Linked DNA regions of Homo sapiens: region 2 is linked to region 1. A link is a loop called in an ENCODE intact Hi-C map of the cell type or tissue named here. Cell type or tissue: A673. All regions are shown on one strand.

Region 1 (8,000 bases):
TGCAGATGTCAATGAGGAGGGAGCAGGATGGTGGTTATGTTACCATAAGGCACGGAAGGGCCAACTTAATGTGTTCCCGGGGCTCTCTGTAAGTCATTTTTTGGCACTGGGAGTACATTTCTCCATAGAGACATTTCTGTACAATATGGAAAGATTCCCAGCCCAGCCTCTCAAAGTATTTAACCCACAGTGGATAGACGCATTGCAAGAGGAGCGCTGAGTTCCAAATTGTTGTGAGTCCCTTTAGCTCCTGGACTGAACCCCAGCTCCAGAGGAAGGAAAATTAGGAAAGGAAAGGGATGCTGTCAATAAGGAAGACTCGGTCAACCGGCCTCGAAGTAAGGATTCCTCAGTTGAAGACTCTCCACGCTTCCTTTTAAAATCAATACTGGTGATACCTTGCATTTATGTATGTTTTATATTTTACAAACTTTCTCATTGGATCATCATAACAATATTTTTCAAGAGGCAACAGTTTTAGTGATTATTCATTAACCAACTTGGGGGAAAAAGATTCTAACATCTTGATAATATTCCAAATAAATGGCACGACATCCTTTGGAAATCTTGTTTTCCTTTCAAATCTGTAGGTCTGGTGATTATTATTATTATTTTGTACACTACTTCATTCTTCTAGACTGAGATTCTTCTAGGATATTTCAGAGGTAATTATAATAAAGTAAATAACAGACTAGAGCTGAATTTAATCCCTCTACCATGCTCCCCACAAAAAAAAAAAAACCCTAGATGAAATAAGTTACATAATTTGTTTTATGTTATATCTTTTCCAGGAAAAAGAGAAATTTCTGACATTCCAATCTTGCACCAGGGTTTCTTAATTCATATCTGAAATGCTATGATAGTCTGCTAGTCAAAGCAATCCAAAATGAATTCTAGCAGCCAAGGCTAAAATAGCACCCCAGGGAAAATAGCAGGATCTTCACACCTTTACATCAATTTGAATTTCAGGGTGGTTAAAACTATTTAAAGCAGCAGAATTCATCTTTTTTTTCTTTACATATAGAATGTGTGAAATGTGTGTATGTGTGTGTGTGCACATGTGCGTGTGTATATTTAACGAAGGTTGTCAAAATTTAGCCAAATCCTACAGAAACAAGGTTAAAACACAAACCCTGGCTGTTTACTCCAGTTTTTCTCTCCACACACTAAGAGTTAAGAGAGATGGCAAGGCTGTCACTTGGAATTTCCTAGCTCCTGTCACTTTGTCTCAGCATCTTCAGCATTTTTAGTGTTGTTCCTATTGTGTGCAGAGCAGAGGCACTAGGAACGATCCTCTTAACATTCCTGAGATGTACCAGGCACATCCTAGGACTTGGTACCAGTAAAGCTCAACTCTCACACAGCTCATGTAAGGGTTAAAAACAGAAAGTCCTACCCACTGGTTTGCTCTGATGTTCCTGGAGATACTGTCACTGGATGTATCCTCAGTAGAATTCTATTCAACACCTCTGTCTTTAAGTACAAAGCTGTAGGCTGTAGCAGCTTTAAGAAACATAAGTATCCCTTTTTTCTGCTGCACAGTATCTGTGTGTGAAATTCTCTAAAGGGGTTTAAGTATTTACCCTGAACACTATCAGACGGTTTCTAAAATTTTCCTTATCCAGTTGCAAAAACACTTCAAAGAGAATCATAAACACAGTCCTTTGTGCTTTCGAAGCACACTGTGTTTTTGAGGCTTAAGCCTGAATTCTCTTGGAATTGTATATTCTTTTTTCCCAAAAAGACAGGATACACAACACTTTCTTGTAAAATTCCTTACTAAAGGTACAGACACTCAGGGAAAAAAATGGAAAACTCTGAAATTCATAAGATAATCAAAAAAGGAATAAAAACTTATAAGAAATTCACTGCTAAATTACATGTAAAATTTCTCCCCAGATGTTTTACTTTTAATAGAACAATATAGCTGTGGGGAATTGGAGTGGGTGGGGAATTAGAGTGGGTGGGTAGGAAGGAGAATGGAAAGAACCGAGCTTCCCTGAACACCTTTAAGATAACCAAAAACCAAAGATTTAAACCAAAGATTTTAAGCTGCTCCAGCTGCAAGTGACTTTTTCGTTTTTCCAGATTTTCAAAGCTAAACGTAAAGGTCCTAAAACTCAGTGCCTGCACACCAGTTTCAGAAACTGAATTTTTGGATGCTTATGACTCTTTATCCACCTCTAATCTGTGCTTATCTTGAGTCACTCAGCACTGCCCCAGTCAAAAAAGAGAATTTACATTTTAATTTAAAACCACTAGACATCTCACATCTGATCCTAAATTACTATAATATACTCTGCTCTTAAATCAGAAATGCTAACCCTGAAAAATGGGAGACTGGATTATGTTGGCTGATGTAACTTAATGTGCACATTAACACTGAAAAGAAGGGTGAAAAAAATTATACACACACACACACACAAAAATTGGTGACTTTCCCATTAATGCAAACAAAAAAATTCGATATTTATATTTCCATCACTTTCTTCTGCACATCCCCAAAAATCTTCAATCCTAGAAGGAAGTTTAAAATAAACTTAGCTAATTGAACTATAATACAATAGCAAATACCAGTATACTCAGTAAAAATTTCAGTAAATGAAAAAGCAGCCTTGTTCCTGTATTCAGTTTTAAAGAATTTAATCTAAAGCACTGTGATGAGAACTTCATTAATCTCTCCAAAAATAAACAAACTACTGCTCGGCTCAGTCATTCCCTATGACTATGTAAACTACATGAAGTGTAACCTATGCTGAGGAAGACTCATCCACACAGCCATGGGCAGGCTCCTGGCAAGGGCCTTCCCAGATGATTTACATAGGCCAAAATAGCAGGGGAAAAGGCATGACTCATCTTAAAATTAAACTATTATAACTAACTTGTCAGGCACAACCTTTACCTTCTTAAGTACATTTCTCTCTTAAAACTTTAACAACAAGAAACTGGTTACATTATTAAATAAAACACCTACTCATTTTCCACATGTCTCTGCTCTCCTGTGCCAAATTTTAACATAAATGGATAGAATTAAATGTAGCCTATAGCTTACCTAACATAATTATATGTTGTGTTTTACACTGTTTCCAAACGGATACATTAAAATAATCCAGTCTTGGCTCCTACCCACTAAAGTCAATAAAGGTTATTAAGGCCAACTGCCATATAAATGCATTGCTATAACAGCACAAGGAATTGTCAGAACAGGAAACGCAATTCAAAACATTCAAAACCATCAGGATCTACTTTTTATTCTAAAAGAAAAAACCAAGGAAAACAGCAAGAAGAATTTCTCTCCAGTATCGAAATCATCACTACTTTCGAAAATGTTTACTCTGGAAACGATTGTCGAATATTTCCACTGGATTATACCAAATTGACCTTTTTTTTTTTTAAGGTCAATAGGAAATGAATAAATGTCATCAATTTAGAGGATTTCGCACCTAGCATTCTTTTCTGTATCATTGTGAATTTGATAGTGTTAAAACATTTTTATAGGTAAAATAAATGTCAGTTTTGCAAAGAGCGATACCAGACCCTGAGAGACAAATGGCCTATCCATTGAATCTCTGGCTACAGCAAGACTTGCCCACCTCACAGGAGACTTCAGCTTTTCATATTTCTCTTTACCCAGAAAGCAAAGCAGCTGTACAGTTTCTTTCAAATGGTAACTCTCTCTTATCCTGAAGAGTCTTCTCATAATACAATCATCTTGGATGGCAGGGGCGGTGGGGGTAGGAAGTGCATCGGGTTTTAAAAAAATTAAAATAAAAAACAAATATTTGAATAGTATTATAGTGTTATAATGCCATCCTCAATAGGGAGCAAAGAGGAGGGGAAAGGCCAGACTAAATTCCTGGGTTATAAGAAAGGGTTATGTTGCTTTGGGCTTAATGGCTCATAAATTCATGAGGTAATATTCAGGGAAAATGTGATATTTTATCAGAATGTCATTCAAATATAAGGTTTAACATTTACATCACAAGAGCATGGATGGAGTAAAACTATCCGCTGGGAGAAAAAATGGCAAGAATAAACAGTGTGATAAAAATGGTGTTTTCTGGGACAGGAAATGGGAAGTGGAGGATGGGGGAGTTTTAGAGACAGCTGACTAAACTTTTTGAAATATGTGACTGGTTATGACATGTGAAGCAATTACCATTAATGGAAGAAAAGCGATTTCAAAGCTCATTTTCCATTCTTCTATATCCTTCCTGAGACTACACCTTGCAGCCACAAAGTGAAAAAAGAGCACAAAGACAGAAATCACAGCGCAAGTCTCTTCCCTGGTACGAGGGCCGATAAAGGTTGCTTTACTCATAAGCAAAAGGGGAAAAGTAATGCACATATTCCCTGAGGTTTTTTATTTTCTCAGCAAAAGAGATCGATGTTATTTTGCAGAACAGACAAAATGCATTGATTTAAAGAAATCCTTCCACAACACGCACGATTTTACAATTCAAAAAAAAGTATAAAGATAAAAAAGAATCATTTGTCTAAAATGATAATAATTTTGAGTAAGATAGTCCCTGGAAGCAAAGTGAGGACACTCAGAAATTCCATTTGGATTAGTCTAATGCTATAGAATCCAAATGTGCACCAAACACTGTACTTTTTATGTTAAATTGCTGTTGAATTTGTTAACCCACAACTGATATCCTGTGCTATGGAATCTTGGAGATTACAGCTAACTTGAAGCAACAGGGATAATTCTTGACAGTTAATGGTATTTTTGTATGCGTTTTCCTGAAAGGCTAACATCTTGGGGCCTCAATCTGGTAGCTCAACATTGCCCCCTACTGCTTGCAACTGAGAAAATATGAGGTGGGCTGGTACCAAGTAGAAATCTAACCAGCCACTGCCAATTCCACCCGAGTATACAAATACCAGATGGTACTAAACGAACAGAACCACAGAACCGTAGATTCATCCAACAATTATTCTGTTCTGTCTTGTCCAATAGAAAAAAGAAATCACTATGAATTTGTAAAAAGTCACTGTAAAAGGCTTGAAGCAATGCTTACATTTAATTTGGAAGAAACATCCCTTTTATCTGGACCTAAATCTTCACTCTGCTGATAAAGATCATCCCAAGACACGCTGAGGAGAGACACTGAGGCCACTGATCTCCCTCAGAACACTTAGAAATGACACGCCAACTTCTGGGAAACCAGCACCAGAGAGTTCGCAGAATTGCTTTTCCTTTTAGTATTTTTTATACAAGAGCGACAAAACAAATAACAGATATTTCCTCTTAACGCATGTGCCACCACCTTCAAATTATTTATACACAAATTTACATAGATATAACTAAATTCCTTAAATGAATTCATAATGAATATCACTTGTAAGCTCACAATACCAAATATTTTATTTTTTATTTGTGTGTGTGTACGTGAGACAAGGTCTCACTCTGTCACCCAGGCTAGAGTGCAGTAACGCGATCACAGCTCACTGTAGCCTTGAACTCCTGGGCTCCAATGATCCTCCCACCTCAGCTTCCCAAGTAGCTCAGACCATAGACATGCACCACCACACATGGATAATTTTTTTTAATTTAGTAGAGACAAAGTCTCACTATGTTGCCCAGGCTAGTCTCAAACTCCTGGGATCAAGCAATCCTCCCAACTTGGCTTCCCAAAGTGCTGAGAAGACAGGCATTAGCCACCATGCTGGGCCAGATTTTACTTAAAAAAAATAAAAAAAAAAAAGCTCTTGAACAAAAACAATTTTTTTTTAATTTGGTTTTTAAAAAACAAAATCAAGGGCTAGGCATGGTGGTTCACGCCTGTAATCCCAACACTCTGGGAGGCTGAGGCAGGTGGATCACCTGAGGTCAGGAGTTGGAGACCAGCCTGGCCAACATGGTGAAACCCCATCTCTACTAAAAAATACCAAAATTAGCCAGGCATGGTGGCGGGCCCCTGTTATCCCAGCTACTAGGGAGGCTGAGGCAGGAGAATCACTTGAACTCGGGAGGCGGAGGTTGCAGTGAGCTGAGATCGCGCCATCGCACTCCAGCCTGGGCAACAGAGCAAGACTCCGTCTCAAAAAAAAAAAAAAATCAATAAGAGCTCCTTTCTTATTTGCTCTTCAACTCTAATTCACAGAGTTGTCAAATTACAACTTCAAAGTCAAGCTGATGTCTTAGAGCCAAGGTTCATCAAGTTAAGAGGTTCTAACTCATATGTAAATGGACAAAATCAGAATTACACAGTAGGGGGAAAAAATGTTGCCCTGAAATTGAAGCTGCCTTTATATAAGCAGCCCATAAAAATGGAGAGTACTCATAACAGGCTTAGTTTAGGAACAGAACTGACTAAGGAGATTTAGGCACAGACTTTTCATTAACTCCAATTCAGTTTCACAATGCTCAGTTTTGCATCGATTCAGGTCTTTGGAGAAATCAATTTTTGTGATACTATTAATACATTAAAAGGATTATAACATTCCTTCCCCAGACGTATATCCATGAAAAGGTATGATTTAAAGATTTGAGATGTCTGGAAAGCAAGGACTTTTGGATTCTGATCCAGACTTTTAAACTGGGGCCTTCAAAGTTGTGACTTGACATTTTCATTATTATAAAGTAGGAATTAGGGTAGATCCTATGTTAAGTGTTCTTATCACAATAATAATAATTATAATAAATAAGACAGAAGAAAACTTTTGGAGGTGATGGATAGGTTTATGGCATAGACTGCTGTGATGGTTTCATGAAGGTACATGTATCTCTAAACTCAGGTTGTACACATTAAATACGTACAGCTTTTTGTAGGGCAATCATACCCCAATAAAATGGCTTTAAAAAAATAAAATAGGGATTAGCAATAGCTATCCATTTTTGCAGATTAGTTCATTGTTTCCAGTACATTTCAAATTCTGTGCAGAGGTACTATCTCCAGAGTTTGCAGGCTTTTACCACTTTTCTACTACATTCCAAATCCAATTGTTTGAAGGCAGAACAGTGAGGTGGTGAAGGGCAAGGACCCCAGAGGCAGCCTTCTAGAGTTCAGATTCCAGCTCCCTCACCTATTAGCTGGGTGACCTCGAGGAAGTTACACAAACCCTTTGTGTTTTGGTCTCCTCGTTAGAAAAATGGGGAATATATTACACCTATGTTGTGGGTTGTCATAAAAGTTAAAGAAGTTTTACAGAAAACACCTAGAATAATGTCTGGTACTTAATAAGTATTATGTAAGTGTTTGTTATTATTATTATTATTACTATTATTTAAATTAAGACTTAATGCAAGACCTCCATGTGGCTTCAACCTGCCTTCCAGCTACATTTCCTCCCACATCATCTGCACTACTTGCTCTGGTCACACCTGACTTCTGGCCTTGTTTTTAGTTTCTGGATTCTAATGTTCTTCCCCAGATCCCCCATCCCATCATACTCCTCAGCATCCAAGGGCCCCAAAAACCACATCTGCCATTTCACCACCATCCCAGCCGGCTCAAGTGGTCTGAATGTAATACTCCCTCCTCTGGAACTATGATTTTCTTTTAACGTTTCACATCTATTACCAGATTTCAATTTAGCTAATGTCATACCTGGTGATATTCGTGCCCCTCTCCTTGTTCAACTGTTGGGACACAGTGGTTGAGAGCATAAGCTGTGGAGCCAGCCTGCCTGAGTTTCCACCTTGCTGTGCCACTTACTCAGTGACCCTGGGGGAGGCCCTTCATTTCCCTGCCCCTCAGTTTTCACATCCACAAATTAAGGCCTGGAAAAGTTTCTATACCTCTTAGCATTGCTGTAAAAATTTTTTAAAGTTAATACTGAGAAAACAGAGTAGCACCTGATGCATATAAAAATGCAAATGAATGTTAAATATTATTTTCGAATTGTTATCCTCTTATCACCACTTCATAGTATATGTCCAGCACATGCCCTATGAGGAGAAAATACTCAATAAATGCTTATTGAACTAAACTGAGGTTGTACTGACAAAATCCTGGCTATACCCATCACCTTACCAAGAAGAATCTAACTTG
Region 2 (8,000 bases), 1.4 Mb before region 1:
TAAATATATAAATACATACTTAGATATATACACACACCTATATACACATACACATAAGTATATATACACACACACACTTAGAGATATATACGCACATATGTACATATATACACACTTGCATACACACATATATACACATGCACATAAATATATGTATACATACTTATATACACACATACATATGTACACTTGCACATACGTATATGTATTTATACACAGACACACATACATATATATCTGCATAATTTGAAGTAGAAAAAACTCAGTGCTTCAATGGAGGAGGAGTGGGCACAGTTCTGGGGATACTCCCTGGAAAGTGAGTGCACTCTCAGGTCAGTGGAATAGGTGGCTTTGAGGGTGAAGTTTCAAATTCGGGTAGGACTTAGAGCAGCAGCTTTCAACCAGAGATGATTTTGCCTCCTATGGGACCTTTGGCAATGCCTGGAGACATTTCTGGTTGTCACAACTAGGAGGAGAAAAAGTCAGCGATGCAGCTAAACATTCTCCAATGCACGGGACATGTCTTCATAACAAAGAATGATCTGTTCTAAAATGTCAACAGTGCTGCTCTAAAGAAATCTTGCTTTAGTTCAGGGGTGTCCAATCTTTTGGCTTTCCTGGGCCACATTGGAAGAAGAAGAATTGTCTTGGGCAACACATAAAATACACTGACATTAATGATAGTTGATGAGCTAAAAATAATTGCAAAAAAATCTCATAATGTTTTAAGAAAGGTTATGAAATTGTGTTGGGCCATATTCAAAGCCATCCTGGGCCACATGTGGCCTAGAGGCCACATGTTGGACAACCTTGCTTTAGATGGAGGGACATGGGTGTGGTGGGATATAAGATCCAGATGGCCAGGTGGCCAGGTATAGTTGTGCAGGTTGTATACTGACCAACCCCACTGGGTGCTAGTCACATTGCCTCTGATGGAGATGAGCCTCCTGGAGTTGTGCAGTGCAACAACCCTGCAGGTAGATGGAAAAGCATGAGCAAAGCTCAAAGGCAGGACAATTTGTGTTAGCTTTGGCTGGAGCATAGGGGACTTGGAGGGGGTTGAAAAAGAGTGAAAAGTTGGGCTTAGGTTTAGGACCTAGGACTTTGTTCTATAAGCAGTGAGGGACTATTGAAAGCTTTGGAGCAGGGGATGGAAAGGTCTGAATTGCTTTGGAAAGACCTGGTGGGCAGCAATTGTAGTGTAGACTAATGCCATCATGGTGGAGAGAGCTGAAGGAGGAGAGAGACTGTGAGAAGGGAAGACAGTAGGACAAACACTATGTGCCCTGTGGGATTGGAAGAGATGCATCTGGGGTCAGACATTGTGTGGAGGTGAATTAATGGGGCGAGAAGGGAATTTAGGATATCCGTGCAATCAGGGCCACCATCTCCAGGCCCTTCTTGAATCAGTCCCAAGTGGACATCCTCCCATTTGCTTTATCTCAAAACTGAGCACTCTCATCTTTCACTTGCTCACTGTGCCCTGAGGCCCTATTTTTGTATCATGTAACAAAGAGTTGTTCTCTAACATGGTAATTATTTTTCTTTGATGGTGACAATGAGATCCAGAGAAAAGGAAAGAAGAATGGACTTGAAACCCTCCTGAGGCTCTAATGATGGTGATTCTGCAAGGCTGAGAGCAGAGATTTACATATTTGCTGTCAAGGTGAAGGTACCACAACGTGGATGCCATCTGGCAGGCACCTGGGTGGCTGACACGCAACATCAAGTGCAGTATCATGAAAATTAGCCAAGCTGGGCCCTGGTACTTCATTGCTACCTGGTGTGACGGTGGACACCCAACATCCACACCCTGGCTCCCAGTCTCCCCACCTTTAAAATGGATTTGATCTCCAGATTGCTACGTTTGTGTCCATATGTAATGGACAAAAGTGGTGATGGACTAACAAATTACGGGATGAGGATCTGCAGGCTTTATTTACTACTAAAATGTTTATTTCATGTGTTGATTATCTGCAGCATCGCCACCTTGCAGTTAGTCACTGGAGTCCTCTCAGAATAGGAACCCACCACTGCTCCCGAGTAAGCCGGTGACCTGCAGCTAAAAAATTAATCCTTTCGTGTCTCAGTTTTCTGATCTTTACATCAGTGATGATAGCAGTGCCACCTTGTAGAGTTCTTGTGAAAATTAAATGAGTTAATGAACTTAAAGTGCCTAAACAGTAGCTGGCAGAAAGTAAATGCTCAATAAATGTTAGGTATTTTGACCATAATCGTCATTTTTTTCTCATTGGCCTCTTTTTTCTCTTCTTATGCCTTAGGATTTGAGAGATGTCCCTTAAACACCAACTGGTGTGTTCTGTGTAAAAGACACTCAACAGGCCGGGTGCAGTGGCTCACGCCTGTAATCCCAGCGCTTTGAGAGGCCGAGGCAGGCAGATCACTTGAGACCAGGAGTTCGAGATCAGCCTGGCCAACATGGCAAAACCTTGTCTCTACTAAAAAATACAAAGATTAGTCGGGTGTGGTGGCTTATGCCTGTAGTTCCAGCTACTTGGGAGGCTGAGGCATGAGAATCGCTTGAACCTGGGAGGCGGAGGTTGTGGTGAGCCAAGACTGTGCCACTGCATTCCAGCCTGGGTGACAGAGTGAGAATTTGTCTCAAAAAAAAAATAAAATAAAATAAAATAAATAAATAAATAAATAAATAAAGGCACTCAACAGGGTAGACATAGGAAGTAATCCTGGTCTGGCTTGGCCTGGCTTAGCCTCTGGAGGCGGCTGTTTTTCCACCTGGTAAATTGATGATTTTCATTGCGTATTTTCTCTGAGTGTTTGTTAACTCCAGGGCAGTCTTTTGGAGTTAGTTTGTCATTGACTTGAACCCACCAGAGAAGAGTTGACCTCTCATTCTGCATCTGGCATTCAGGGTACGGCGCCAGGACTCAATCAACAAAGAGTGGAAATAGCCATTGGCCGTTGAGGACCCGCCAGGCCTTGGCATGCCAGAGGGAATGTCTTTTTTGGTTATGCCCGGTAAGTACAACAAACTAAAAGAGAAAAAATAAATAAATTTGGACAAAGCGATCTCAATTCATGTGTTTTGAAGAAACCTGGAATAACTTAGAGAAGAGAGATGACAAATATATGTTTCCGGAAAATATTAGCTGAAACTGCAACCACCGTTGTAAACATTTGCCGTCCTCCTGCAGAGGAGGGAGCACGCCACCTCATCTTGTTGCATTTAAGTCCATATATAATGGATAAAAGTGCTGATGGACTAACCAATTATGGGGTGAGGATCTGCAGATTTTATTTACTATGAAAACGTGTATTTTATCGGTTGGTTATTTAAATAAATGGCTGGAATACAAATCAACTGACAAAAACCATCGTTCCTCTCAAGGATGAAATATTTGAATTCATTATTCAAAGGCTTTTGGAAGCCTCTGGATGACTGAGTGGATTTGTCACCAGTCTTGTTGATCGCTGATAGAAGTTCCTGACATGGGGTTTAGGGTTGCTTTCTGGTAAGATTCCAGGGGCAGCCTTTTGGAGTTAGTGTGTCATTGAATCGGACCTGTCAGAAAAGAGTTGGCCTCTCATTCTGCATCTGGCAATTTGGGGTATGGCACAGGGTAAGAGCCTGCTGTGGTGGGGCCCTCTGCCAGGTACTTTTGTCTTCTGTATCTCATTTAAATCACACAGGACAGGCTCCTCTGCCTCAAAACTGGCCCCCTCTTGGCGAATCTTGTCAGCATTCACATGGCAATATAATACCAGAATTCACCCTGGGAACCCTTCTGAACAGGCCTTCCTCCAGCCAAGCCTTGTGTGGCCCCACCCTGGGTCCATGAGCAGACACGGCCACAGGGTGTCGCTGTCCCACTGGGCTGGGCCACGCTGAGCATTTATCTGGCTGTTAAAAAACCCCGTCTCTTAAAGAAAACAGTGCAACACGCAGTTGCGTAGCTACTCAGACAGGCCTTAATTATAATGCAAACCTTGTCAAAAAGATGATGTTTACTGTAGGAGGCATTTTACAGGACTAACTTTCACATGCTAGATTCAGTTTTCAACAAAATAAAAAAGAGAAGAAAAAGAAAAGAAAAGCAAGAGAGAAATCAAATGAGCCTTCTCAACACTTGATACCTCACGTTGTGATATTTTGATATGTTATGTGGTTGTGTTGCGGGATGATGAATGTCAGAATGAAGTTTTTTCTTCTTTTTCTTTTTCTTCCTTTTTTCTCTTTTCCTTCCTTTTTTTCTTTTTTCCTTCTGGCAGCTTTGTTTTTTTTCTTCTTCCAAGAGCTACAAAAAAAATGTTTTTCAAATGAACACAGGCAAGGATATGTCACCCAGTGATGGATAGCTCACTCCGGCTCAGCTTTTGATAATTAAGTTCTACTCTTCACAGACGAAGGCCATTCTGCCAAATCTAAAATACCCCAGAAAATGTAAAATTAGAACCTTATGAGAAAAAAGATTAAAAGAGCTAAATATATATGTATGTAGTTTGGTTAGGTGGTGATTGGCATGGGGTGGGGTGCGGAGAAGGGATTGATTTGATAACTGCCTACAAATCTGCACAGAGACACATGGCAAGGAAGAAGGGGGATATTTACACAGGGAGACAAGGTCAGATTAAGAGTAATTAAATGACCTAAATAATAATAACAGCAATAATAATAATAATAAAGAACATTTACGACAAATATCACACAATCGTGACTGACAAGAGCTAGCACTTAACTAAGGTAGAGCCGCCTAAGGGACACAATAGACACTTGAACCCTTAAGACATTTCCTATGCATCTTCCCTATGCACAGGCAGGTAATACTCTACAGAGACTGAAAATCCCTCTTGGTTTCCCAGAGGTTGGGCAAGCTTTCTTAAAGCTCTGAATTCTGCATCTACAAATCTTACATTAAGAGCCCTGAGGTTACACAGCATTAAATACAATTTGCTAACTGAAATGCTCAACTGGTTCTAAATCATAAGCTGGGGAGTCCATGGGGCTGCTCCGGAAACCTCCCGTGAAGTCCCAGCCAAGGTCAAGGAGATCCCGATACTTGCATGCGGCAGTGTCTCTCGATCTCTCATTGCTTGGAGGCCACCATCTTGTTTTGCTGCATTTGCCACTCACCTACCACGCGCAGGCTGCACTGGTGGAAAATCCGGCCCTGAAACCCGCCTGTCGTTTCACCATGGATCACCACCACCGACCACAACAAGCACCAGGGATTGCTCAGTGATTTATTAGAAGAGACTGCAAAAGATACTTTAAAAGCAAATTCTCTTACCCCCGTGTAATGTACCACGGCAGGGAGGAAAGGCCAATAACCCATGTGGCCATTACATTCTTGGCACCCTCTTAGTTGGCTCACTCAAGTGGGCAGGAGCCGGGTTTCATAAACCGTTCCTATCTTGAGGACTCCTGGCGTTCATTTGATCGCCCTGAAAGCTGGATCCTTATCTGCTGCAGTAATTTATCTTTTTGGAAGGAGAAAGCAGCGGCAAAGACAGATGCAGTTGATAAATACACTATTTTCCAGCGTACAATCAGTCTCAGTTAAATGTTAAAGGGCTGCCTTTTTGCTGTGAAACTGATATTTCGAAGTGCCCCAACTGGGGTGCGTTCTCCCCGCCCCCACCTCTGTCTGCCCAGGAGACACTTAAGGAGCCCAGTGAGAAATTTCTCAAGCCTGTAGGGAGGATGAGGGGGATAAAGAGGAAAGAGAGAATGACCAGGTCAGGCCTAATTGGTATTTCTTCTTTGCCAAGAAGCCCATAGATTGTGTTTCTGATTTTTTTTTTTTTTTTTTGCCTCCTATTGCAAGCTGGCCTTAAGGGCTGGCTGGTCTGACCCTGGGCTCAAGGGGACTGAGATAGCTTAAACCTGCTTTCTGTCAGAACTCCCTCCCCACTGAGATGGCGTGGTGGGAACCCAGAGATAAAAAAACGGGAACTGACTTCTTCCATGGAGCAGGAAAACAACCAGGAGGAAAGGAAGACTTCCTGCTCCTCTCTGTCAGCCGATAAGCCTAATTGGCTGGGTCTGCCTGCTGCACATTGATTATGTCTCCTAATAAAGCACTATTGATTGGCACGTGGTGCAGCCGGCGCCAGCATGGGCAGTATTCCCGCCCCTACTATTTCTCCAGCAACCTTTTTCTGTGCTCCGCTTCTTAGCATTATAAATTGGGGTCAACAGTGAGTCCACCTGTCTCAGAGACCTCAGAACAACTTTCTGACCACTCCAGAATCCGGTATGTTACCCCTTTTGGGCAGAAAAGGTGCCTTGGAAGAGCTGAATTGCTAATGTTATTCTGAGCATGGTTTATGTTTTAAATAAACCTCAGAATTAATTTAAGTGCTGCTCAGAGGCCCCAAGCCCATGTAGCCTGGCTGGGAGGGAAGATTCATGAAGTCTGGGCTGGCTCTGGATTGAGATGGGAGAGCAGAGCCAGGCTGTCCAGAACCATAGAACATTATGGTTACAGCTGAATGAATCCAGCTACGTCATGTTACTACCCGGCGACTTCATTCTTTCATGGGTAAAATGGAGATAATAATAGTACTTACCAAAAAGGATGTTGCAAGAACTAATTTTACCCCCCCATATAAAGCTTAGAACAATACTTGGTCCAAAGCTAGTGCTGCTCAATGAATCTTAGCAAATATTAGGATGCTGTTTCCTATTTTCATCCATGTCACTCCTTAAATCATACCCAGGTGTATTGAGGCACTAAGCATTGAAAACATGATGCTGAGAGGACTGGGCTGTAGAGAAACTTCCTTCTATGATGTAAGATAATTCTGAAAGCAATATGGCAGCACTTGGTCAACTTTAGCATATGTATAATCAAGCCTCAGTCATTCTGCCCCTGTGTATATGCCCCAAGGAAATTCCCACGCAAGTCCATGGTGAAGGGCTATCAAGAGGAAATTCATTGTGTTCTACTTTCTGGTGGTGGGAACTTGGAGAAAGTCCAGGGATTTACCACTGGGAAAACTGAAAACATTCACCATGGAGAACTGTGAAGCAGATAGAAGCAACAGACTAGGTGTATGGACAGCATTGGGGCTAGAGCTTCAATGCATGGTATTAGGTTAAAAAAGTAAGAAATATAATGAGATAGGTAACTCGATGCCACTTATGTAGACTAAATATTCATGCAAACAAAAAATACAGATTTTGTAAGGATACATGCAACAATCATGAAGATACACATTAGAAGAGTTGCCTATGGGGGAGGAGGGAAATGGGAGTTAATGGGAATAATCAGATAACCAAACATGTACAGTGAAGGAGGTCTTGCCCAGACCAATGATGGCAAGGTATCATGAACAGAGAATAAAATTAACTCAACTTCTTACCCCTGAGGTCCAAAAAGAAGGCCCCTTATCACTACATGTTACTAAAACTGAAACAATTATATATGCATTCCTACTTCATATATTACACACATACATGTCATACATTCTCTATGTATGTGTTAAACTATGAACTAAGTATACAGAAGTTTAACAAAGTTATGGTTTTTACTCATTAAGCAAACTTTTCATTTTCACTTCAAAAGTGGGGAGAGTCAGAGGAGGGTCAGGGTTGAAGAGTTACTTATCAGGTACAATGTTTACTATTTGGTTAATGGGTATACTAAAAGCCCAATCCCCACCACTACAAAATATACCCACATAACAAACATGCACATGTAATCCCTGAATCTAAAATAAAATTAAATTTAAATTTATTTATTTTGAAATAATTTTAAATTTACAGAAAACTTACAAAGATAGTACAGAGAGTTCCTGTATGCCCTTCATCCAGCTTCCCCTAATGTTAACATTTTACAGAACCATGAGACATTTGTTACATCTAAGAAACTAACATTGCTACAGTTACTATTAACTAACCTCCAGACTTTATTAGCATTTCACTGTTTCCCCACTAATGTAGAATACAAATTTTTGCAGTACATTTAATTGTCATGTCTCTTATGCCTCCAATCTATAACAGTTTCTCAGACTTCTCA

Evidence for each region. A loop is a pair of places that touch in the nucleus more often than their neighbours do. Peaks named below come from ENCODE experiments on the same cell type or tissue, not always from the same donor. Only the 100,000 strongest peaks of a DNase experiment are listed, where the experiment ranks them.
Region 2: a loop joins it to region 1, with 6 times the contacts of the local background. A loop is called at or near these places in 6 of 110 quality-filtered maps.

What each region holds. Positions count from the first base shown.
Region 1 is chr16:53,889,058-53,897,057 of GRCh38, reverse strand. All of the region lies in intron 7 of FTO (FTO alpha-ketoglutarate dependent dioxygenase), which reads right to left. Among named protein-coding and RNA genes, the nearest start is that of FTO-IT1, 150 kb to the left of the region's middle. In A673, a CTCF peak has its summit at 4,796 (motif pointing left); a DNase peak (open chromatin) is centred at 4,767; H3K27ac peaks cover 953 bases.
Region 2 is chr16:55,253,993-55,261,992 of GRCh38, reverse strand. No RefSeq gene overlaps it. Among named protein-coding and RNA genes, the nearest start is that of IRX6, 66 kb to the left of the region's middle. In A673, a CTCF peak has its summit at 3,826 (motif pointing right); a DNase peak (open chromatin) is centred at 3,842.